2 separate regions of the Homo sapiens genome follow, and region 2 is linked to region 1. Evidence: read pairs that join two places in POLR2A ChIA-PET (ENCODE). Cell type or tissue: PC-9. All regions are shown on one strand.

Region 1 (5,000 bases):
GCTGTTGATTGGGAAAGAATATCTATTTTCTTTCAGTTTATGGATTTCTACTGCTCCCTTCTGGGAATTCTTTTGATAATACAGCATGATCTCACACTGAAGTTTTCAGAATACTGGTTTTCAGATTTAATATCAAAGATACAACAGCAAGTTGTCACGTACATTATCTTATGCAATGTAACACTTTAATTTGTGCTAATACATTCTTATCAGCTGGCCAGTGGCTAATGGTAGGGAACTCACATCATTCCAGGTCAAACGTTTTCATCTTTAGATGGCTCTGACAGTTACAGAGTTCTTCCTGATGGTAATCTACAATCTTTCTTTCTGTAACTTGTAGGATGCTGACACTTTTGGAGTCACTTACTATCCACCTTGTAAACAGACCTTACAAAAGATGAAATGGATGGAGGCTGTACAGAAGTAGCAGCTATTGGATCACATGAGAAGGAGAGTATAGAGCAGGGCTCTAGTAATACAGCATTAATGGTAAACAAGGGAGGTGGGATGACAGTGAGGCCTCATTAGAGAAATGGAGCACAAGTTCATGTTTTGTCTGTGAAATAATAATAAATGACACAAGGCCCTCATTCAGTGTAAAGAAATATTGCTGGAATATAAATGGAATAAAGGTAACAAAATACACTCAGCTAGTTTATACAGTTGTAAGTGAATATAAGGTGGGACTGTTCTTATGAAACAAAATGTAATATGAAAATTGGTTCAGAGCCAGAGAAAAAAGACAAAGAGAAGGGAAGAATCAACATGTGTAATAAAAAAACTAACTTGGAAAGACTGAATGTGATGGAAAATCACTTCTGTCCTTATCAATACAGTCTTATGCTGGTCATAGATGCCAAACAAAGGTGACTATTTTTAGTGAAGAGAGAGAAGAGAAGAGAGGCAGGAGTGGTGTAAACTCTGGCTCCTCTCCCATAGGATCCAGTCCAAGAGACAAGTTGGTCTATGTGCCAACTTACAAAGGTTTTCCAGGAATATGCTTTACTGTCAGGCCTTGAAAGGCAGCTTTCTCAATAGAACCAAGCGCTGTCAAAAACTCTTTTACTTTTTACACCATAAGACATAATCTAAGAAGTTTTAAAAATCGAATGCTGGCCAGGTGCAGTACTTCACTTTGGGAAGCTGAGGCAGGAGAATCACTTGAGGCCTGGAGCTTGAAACCAGCCTGGGCAACATGGTGAAGATGCCATCTCTACAAAAAATTTAAAAATTAACTGGGCACGGTGACAGGCACCTGTAGTCTCAGCTATTTGGGAGGCCAAGGCAGGAGGATCACTTGAGCACAAAAAGCTACGGCTGCAGTGAGCCATGATGGTGCCGCTGCATTCCAGTCTGGGCGACAGAGTGAGACCCTGTCTCAAAAAATACATTAATAAATAAGCAAAAAACAAACAAATAAAATTAAAATTAATTAAAATAAAAATAGAATGCTCAGGGTTACTGGTGGCCTTTTTGACAAGAACTGAGCTCAGAGATTACAACCTTCTGACTATTAGACCTATTTAAAATGGTGACAGTCACATTTAGCTACAAAAGCATTGCCTAGTGATCAAAGACACCCAAGGCGTCAGGTAGGAAAGGGTCTGACAAGGTAACTGAAGCCCTCCATGCCTATGGCAGGGCAAAAAATAACTCATTACACATAGATACTAGTTAATAATCTCTAAAAATGAAACCCCAAACAAAACAAAATTTGTAATACTTGATATTTCTAGGGAGGGAAACTGGGAGCCTGGGGGGCAAGTGTACAAAGAATTGCCTTTCGAAAACTAACAAAAATTTTAAACTAAAGAGACAGAGAGACACAGAAGAGAGAAAGAGAGGAAAAATGTGTATGTGTATTGGGCTTATGATGCTAAGGGGAAAATAACATTCTTAATGTCTTTCGGAATTACTCCAGACTTCAGCTCAAGCAACAAACTAGTACCCTACTGGTAAAGTCTAAGATTTGACCAAGAATGTAACAAGAGGGTGGATGGAAGTGAAGCCTCTGTGTTTAGAGCCCAATTCTCCAAAAGCCTTAAAATAAATAAATAATAAACAGTTAAAGTCCAAATAAATAAACTACAAGCACTATAGGTTTTTCCAGTTAGGTAACCTATTTCCAAGGTCTGAAAAACATAATAATGCAATTCTTAAGACATAGCCAAAATCTTTCTTGGTTCAATTTAAACCCTGTCCTTCTTAGTCAACCACCTCAGAACAGCTGGCTGTCATTCCCTATGTGAGACCCCTATATACTTTTTTAAACCGCTACTGAAAGCTTTTTTCCTTCCTCAGGGCCGCAGAATAAGTGATCTAATGTTTTCTTCCAAGTTACTATTTCCAACCTTTTAACTGTTAGTATTCCCATCAGTTCTCAGTTTCAACTTGATACTTACCAAATGGCATGGGCTTTCAGAGGTTTGTTCCTTAATGACTGGACAACTATCCCCCAACCTCTCTACCACTGACCTTTTTTTTTTTTTTTTCCTGTTTTATTCAGTTACCACCTCCAGCTTTGTACTTCAGCAGCTGACTTTCCTTCTTCACTGGGGAGCAAATCTGCACTTGCCTTAAATGAATTTCTATTTTTGACTACTTTTCAAATTTATCACATTTTTTTCCTAAAGTACTGAGAACTAACCTCATCTTGTATTTCTTGCAGCTTCCCAATGCTGAGGGAGTCTTAGAGGCATTTGCTTTGTTTTTATTAGGAGTATGGTTTATAGTCACCCAGCCAGAATGTGATATACAAGGGTTTACAAGGAAAAGTAGAAATGGGTGTAGATGTATGTGCTTGTTGTAAGAAAAATTTACACTTACAGATGAAAGATCCATATATAATCCAGCCACATACCATGGAAAGGAAAAACAAGAAGAATATGTAATAGTGATGGTTGCCAAAACCTCAAGAAAAAAGAAAAAAAACATACTTAATATTTTCGTTTCTTCTGATTTTCAACATAAGACCTCCTTAACCACTTTCCTGTCAAAAGTCTTCACCAAAGTAAAACAGAAATAAAGCTGTTGCTTTGCTTTTAAGTACCATTAAATCAAACCACACATTTCTGATATGTCACAGTCAATTGTCCATGTTAACTGAACTAATATTTATTCATTGCTTACTTAAAAGAAGATACTTTTTTGGACTAGAATAAAGTTAACTAAGCAAACACTGCTCTAGGCTGGCCTATTCTGTGATGGAAGGAAGAGAAGCAGGCAGGAATTTGGACAAATCATACCCTGTCTCTTTCTTCCTTCCATGCAACATGTTTGTAAAAGTGCAACTTCTGGAATAGAATAAAGTTAACTAAGCAAACACTTTTCTAGCTAGGCTGTCCTATCCTGTGACAGAAGTAAGGGAACCAGGCGGGATTTTGGACAAATCATACCCAGTATCTTTCCTCCTTCCATGTAACATGTTTGTAAAAGCACCACCTCTGAATATCAAGGATTGACTTAATCAGGGGGAACACAGAAAACGAAACTGAGGAGCAGCAACAAATTTACATGTTGCTACTGGACATGCAAAGAGTGGCAACCCACAATCTGAGAAACTTCTACAGAAGGGAAGAAAGCGGGAAGGGCAAGGCAGCTAAGTCTTCTCTTGCACACGCTGCCTTCTCAATGCTGGAGATGGGAGCATTTCAATGCTAATGACACAAATACTCCTCAGCTACTACATCATGGTCCGACCTTCTCCTGGAGCAGCAAAACCCGGCAGAAGGAACAACACCCATTGGAATCAGGAGACCTAGGCTTATGTATTACTAGTTGTGTCACTGTAAGTTAAGTGTTTTAACTTCTCTGATCTAGCGTTTTTACAAGTAATATGGAGATAATATTTTTTCTGTCTACTTCACAGGCCTGTGGCTACCAAACAGAATGATGCATGTGCAAATATTATGTTACCTGTAGCATAATAACGATGCATGGGCCCATTGCTATTGGAATACTAGAATATTGAAAATGGAGCCCTAGGATGCCCTTCCACTTTTTCTGTGAGTCATAACTAAACATATGCTTAACTTCACAGTAGTAATTGAAAAATTAAATCTCTCACCTATGCACCGTCCAGTCCACAGGCAGTGTTGATCATATCGAGCCACACAGCAGTTGCATACATGGCAGTGGAGTGACCTTAATGGCTTCCTTATCTAAGTGGGCAATTAAGAGAGGCCTAAGCAAAAACCAGTGTCTCAAAGTGGTAACAAATCACAAGCAAAATTTTAACTTTAGGTCACAGAGGCATTGGCACAAATCCTAAACAGACCATCAATTCACACAGAGGCTGTGGAATGCCTTATTAGTATTTACTTCCATATGTCTACTTTGATTAGGACATCACTAAGTGGGATCTGAATTCCAGAGCCTGTTCACACTGGCTAAGCAGAAATGAGGCAGTACCACAGAGCAAAATAAGCACTCAACCAAGGGAAGGAAACCCAAGTTCCATTTTTAGCACCACCAATAATTTGGGAGAATTTACTTCCTCCCTTGATTCCTCAATTGCAAAATGAGAGGTTTCACTAAGTGGTTTCTAAGGTCATTATGAGCCTCTGATTTGACGTTAGTTCTAATATATGCTTCATGACAGAGAAAAGCAAATAAAACACACAATGGATAATTCACGGAGAGATGTAACCAGAGACAACTTCAAGAGATTATAAACATCATTCTGCCATATGTTCAAGACAGAAAGCTGTTCAGACAGGAATGTAAAATTAGAAATGGGTAAAAACAAAGGTGTATAAATATACCATGAAGATCTGACAAATGCTTACATCAGCAACGTTACCAAGACTTTGCTTTCACTACGGAAAAAAATTATATGAAAAAACTCACAAGACATGATGTACAAAATGTTCTGAAGTCCAGAGAGCCAGTTTCTGCAAGGGTGATGATATTCTGAAAGACATGAAGTTTGACCTATTACCACATTTTATTGGAAAATGTATTATGCATGGTTATACACCATTCTCACAGTTCTCGCTCCA
Region 2 (5,000 bases), 66 kb before region 1:
CCAGGCTGGAGTGCTGTGGCGCGATCTAGGCTCACTGCAAGCTCCGCCTCCCGGGTTCACACCATTCTCCTGCCTCAGCCTCCTGAGTAGCTGGGACTACAGGCACCCGCCACCACACCCGGCTAATTTTTTTGTATTTTTAGTAGAGACTGGGTTTCACCATGTTAGCCAGGATGGTCTCCATCTCCTGACCTCGTGATCCGCCCTCCTCGGCCTCCCAAGGTGCTGGGATTACAGGTGTGAGCCACCGCACCCGGCCTTTCTCATCCTTTTTAAAGTGCAGATCATAATACCTACTTCACAAGTTTAGGGTGAAAACTTCCTAAAGCTGTGTAGCACAACTTAGGCCCTCATTAAATGTTGCCTTTCTAATTCATATGATTTGTGCCCTTGGAAAGCAAGCACATGTCTTTCTCACCTTCACAGTATTTGTTGAGTATGTTCACTTACAGTTAGGAAAGTGATATTATCCAAGACCTACTGACTAATAAACCAATGGAAGAAAAAGCTATTCAATTCTAAACACGTTACAAAAATCTGTAACACACAATTGCACATTCTTTGTAGATGTTGAACGTCGACGCATTTACGATATCGTGAACGTCCTAGAGAGTTTACATATGGTGAGCCGCCTCGCCAAAAACAGGTACACTTGGCACGGGCGACACAATCTCAACAAAACCCTTGGCACCTTGAAGAGCATCGGGGAGGAGAATAAGTACGCCGAGCAGATTATGATGATCAAAAAGAAAGAATATGAGCAAGAGTTTGACTTTATTAAGAGTTACAGTATAGAGGATCATATCATCAAATCAAACACTGGCCCAAATGGACACCCAGACATGTGTTTTGTGGAACTCCCTGGAGTGGAATTTCGGGCAGGTGAGAGATGGTAGTGAAAACTCCAGGCGGCATGGCATTTGTCCTCTGTCTAAGGAAAAGGTTCTGTGGAGAACACAGCTCTAAAGCTACTGCTGCCTTTAATGTTCAGATGCCACAGTTGTCAGCTGTATGATCAGGTGGTAGTATTTTTAGCCTTGTTACTTTAGAAGTCACTTGTCCCTTTATGAATTTTAATTCTCTAATCCTCATCCTTCTCTAAAGCTTCTGTAAACAGCCGCAAAGACAAGTCTTTAAGGGTAATGAGCCAGAAATTTGTGATGCTGTTTTTGGTGTCAACGCCTCAGATAGTAAGCCTAGAAGTTGCTGCCAAGATTTTAATTGGGGAGGACCATGTGGAAGATTTGGATAAAAGCAAGTTTAAAAGTAAGTGTCATGACTGCCATGGATTTTTGAACCTATTCTTAAACAATAAAATCTCAGTCGTAAACTCATTTCCAAATTAGGAAACATAGGTGCATAAACAGATCTTCTCTAATTATGTTTTTATATCTTCTCCCCAGAAGCCATGATAATATTGATTTAGCTAACTTGTTATGATACATAAGTATCACTACTCTTTTTTTTTTTTTTTTTTTTTAGACGGAGTCTAGCTCTTTTGCTAGGCTGGAGTGCAGTGGCGAGATCTAGGCTCACTGCAACATCTGCCTCCCGGGTTCCAGCAATTCTCCTGCCTCAGTCTCCGGAGTAGCTGGGATTACAGTTGCGCGCCACCACACCCGGCTAATTTTTATATTTTTAGTGGAGACGGGGTTTCACCATGTTGGCCAGGAGGATCTCGATCTCTTGACCTCGTGATCCACCCACCTCGGCCTCCCAAATTTTGGGAGGCCTCCCAAAATTACAGGCCTGAGCCACTGCGCCTGGCCAAGTATCACTACTCTTATTTGACACATTGCTTCATTTGATATTGTAACATTGTTCTCAAAAGTAAACACGGCCAGGCGCGGTGGCTGAAGCCTGTAATCTCAGCACTTTGGGAGGCCGAGGAGGGCGGATCATGAGGTCAGGAGATCCAGACCAACCTGGCTAACACAGTGAAACCCCGTCTCTACTAAAAATACAAAAAAATTAGCCGGGCGTGGTGGCGTGCACCTGTAGTCCCAGTTACTCAGGAGGCTGAGGCAGGAGAATGGCGTGAACCTGGGAGGCGGCGCTTGCAGTGAGCCGAGATCGCGCCACTGCACTCCAGCCTGGGGGACAGAGCAAGACTCTGTCTCAAAAAAAAGGAAACACTAGAAGAATCTGTTCTGTGTGAGCTCTAAATGAGAGTAAATTGTAAAGTGGGTCTGCACCCTGGTCTCCTTCCACTGATGCTGATTACAGAGGGTTTATAAATGACTCATAAAATTGTCCCCAGAAGTGACCTGCAGCACAGGTAGTCTGCCATTTTGAAAGAATGGTTTTAGCTAGATTACCTGCTCAAAATTGGGAAGGGACTGTAGATTGGATTCCTAACAAAAGAGCTATGCCCTCACCATTACACCAGACTTTGCAGGAAGGGTGTGGAAAGAAGTGCTCAGCGGATGGGGAGGAGCACTTGGCTCGGGAGATCGGGAGATCTGCAATTTCAGAAAACACGTCCTGATACTACTGAGGGGTTACTTGCCTTTTGTGAGTCACCGGATAGTTTTCATCTTTGTTTCACTGGTTAGTCATAGCCTTGAAAACTATTCCAGGAACTGCAGAGGTGTAAGTTACTGAATCCCCAGGGAATTCAGAACCTTCTGATATGGCTAGGAAGGAGACTCGATTTGTAATTTGTACTATCAAGATGGCAGTAAAAAACAGACTTTTTGTAACAAAACTCTTTAAGATATGTGAGGTTTGTCAAGTTCACAGATCTATGTTTTGCATGTTACATAGACAGTATTAAAAAATTACACATGTTGATGGAGTACAGAATTTTCCATGCTGCCATAGTAAATAAATTTTGTTATAAGCTATTACAAGCAGAAAAGCAAGACATTTATCACAGATACTTTTACTTCTCTGCTCATAAAATTCTTCTGAATCCTCATTAGAAGATACCCAGGAATGGTGACTTTATTTTTGAAACAGTCTGTAACATAGTTTCAGATAGGGTGATCTCATCAAGTCGTTTTTCCTTTGTCAACGTATGCTATTGTCATTTCAACATTGAGTACTAGCAGTAATTGAGTCTTTTAAATATTTAAAACTTTTTTATCTTAATTAAAGTTGTATCACCAGAAGAACTTAAAAGGAGGCAGATGTTTCTCTGTCTGACATTGATGGTTAAGACAGCTCTTAGAATATACATGAAGTCCTTCTGAAGGAAAATTCTTTGATCTTTTCATTATTCCATTAAGTGGTATATATACTTTTTTTCCCAGCAAAAATTAGGAGGTTGTATGATATAGCTAATGTTCTGAGTAGCCTGGATCTTATCAAGAAAGTTCATGTTACAGAGGAAAGAGGCCGAAAACCAGCTTTCAAATGGACCGGCCCAGAAATCAGTCCAAATACCAGTGGTATGTATTTTTTTCTTTCACCCTCTGCTTTATTATTTGTGTGTGTGTTTTTCTAATTTTTAATTTCCAGTGTGTGTTGTTCCCCTCCCTGTGTCCATGTGTTCTCATTGTTCAACTCCCACTTACGAGTGAGAACATGCAGTGTTTGATTTTCTATTCCTATGTTAGTTTGCTGAGGATGATGGCTTCCAGCTCCATCCGTGTCCCACAGAGGACATGATCTCATTTCTTTTTATGGCTGCATAGTATTCCATGGTGTATATGTACCACATTTTCTTTATCCTGCTTTATTATTTTGAATTAATGCACATTGGGAGATATTTTCCCTTCCCCTTCCTACTCACCGCCCCACATGGAAAAGATATATATGATTGAAAAGATGATTCAAGATGAATGGCAATATAGAAAGTTTGGCTACTGGCTCCATCAGCTAACCAAGATCCATAACAACCTCCCACCCTGTGTTCAAGAAGTACAATCTGTATGTGAAAGCATTCGGAAAGTTGAAAGCACCACAAAGCATAAAACACTATTGCTGCTATGCGGCACAGTGACCACAACAGAACCTGTGCCCATTGAGAATATGAAATGAGTTCACTCTGGTATCAAAGTAGATATTTCTAGCCTTCATCTTAACTCTGCGATGCTGACATTTTGCATTCTACCAAAGATCCCCACCCAGAATCATTGAAAATGACAAGAACGTGGGCCATGAAGACAGAGGGAAACTTAGGTTCCATTCCAAGCCCTGCCACTCTGGCTTTGCGGCCTGAGACAAGCTACTTCTTCGAGGATTAGTTTTCTCCTTGGTGAAATGGGAAGAACAATGGCACCTCAGTGGAGTTACTGTGATTTTGGTATAATCTCAGAGAGAGGTCCTTTCGTGCAGGAATTTGGAGTGAAAATTCCGGGGCCATATTGACCAGGTTCATATCCCAGGCCCACATGCTCCCAGTTGAGAGACCTTGAGCCAGTAGGTTAATGTCTGTGTGGGTCAGAGCTCTCATCTCCGACACAGGGCTGCATTTCTTGAGGAACAGTTACCTCATGGAGCTGTGAGGATCACCCATATTTCATCAGATCTAAGACTTCACTGATTGTAAGATGCACAATTCTTTCTATATCACTAAGAAAGAAAAATCACTAATAACTACACTCTAGCACACCACTGGTTATAAGATATAGTGCAGTTTCAGAAATGCTAATGTAGGAAATATTGTGTCTCAGAATCCATTTAATAAGATAAACAAGGCTTTCTCTGTAAAGCCCTTAGAACAGTGACAGGCACATGGTCGGTGCTCTGTAACTTGCCACTTTTATTCCTAAAATTGTTTTATTTCATATCCCAAAAGCCAACTGAGCCATCCAGGTTTTAATACACAGACGTTTTCTGTTTCAGGCTCCAGCCCAGTCATTCATTTTACTCCCTCTGATTTGGAGGTGAGACGGTCTTCAAAAGAGAACTGTGCCAAAAACCTCTTTTCCACACGTGGGAAACCAAACTTTACTCGACACCCATCTCTTATCAAATTGGTAAAGAGTATAGAAAGTGATCGGAGAAAGATAAATTCTGCGCCCAGTAGCCCTATCAAGACCAACAAAGGTATG

What was found. ChIA-PET counts read pairs that join two places held together with the same protein. Peaks named below come from ENCODE experiments on the same cell type or tissue, not always from the same donor. Only the 100,000 strongest peaks of a DNase experiment are listed, where the experiment ranks them.
Region 2: POLR2A ChIA-PET joins it to region 1 with 7 read pairs; 4 of 35 experiments call an interaction of 5 or more read pairs at or near these places.

What each region holds. Positions count from the first base shown.
Region 1 is chr11:19,164,212-19,169,211 of GRCh38, reverse strand. ZDHHC13 (zDHHC palmitoyltransferase 13) reads right to left here. Exons shown (of 17, transcript NM_019028.3): 12 at 4,849-4,911; 13 at 4,067-4,160; 14 at 2,827-2,910. Among named protein-coding and RNA genes, the nearest start is that of CSRP3-AS1, 30 kb to the left of the region's middle. In PC-9, no CTCF peak of the experiment used is centred here; no DNase peak of the experiment used is centred here.
Region 2 is chr11:19,230,626-19,235,625 of GRCh38, reverse strand. E2F8 (E2F transcription factor 8) reads left to right here. Exons shown (of 13, transcript NM_024680.4): 5 at 568-882; 6 at 1,105-1,266; 7 at 3,255-3,392; 8 at 4,792-4,995. All of the region lies in intron 1 of CSRP3-AS1 (CSRP3 and E2F8 antisense RNA 1), which reads right to left. Among named protein-coding and RNA genes, the nearest start is that of E2F8, 7.8 kb to the left of the region's middle. RefSeq lists an enhancer at 2,108-3,307. In PC-9, no CTCF peak of the experiment used is centred here; a DNase peak (open chromatin) is centred at 2,515; H3K4me3 peaks cover 1,029 bases; H3K27ac peaks cover 2,819 bases.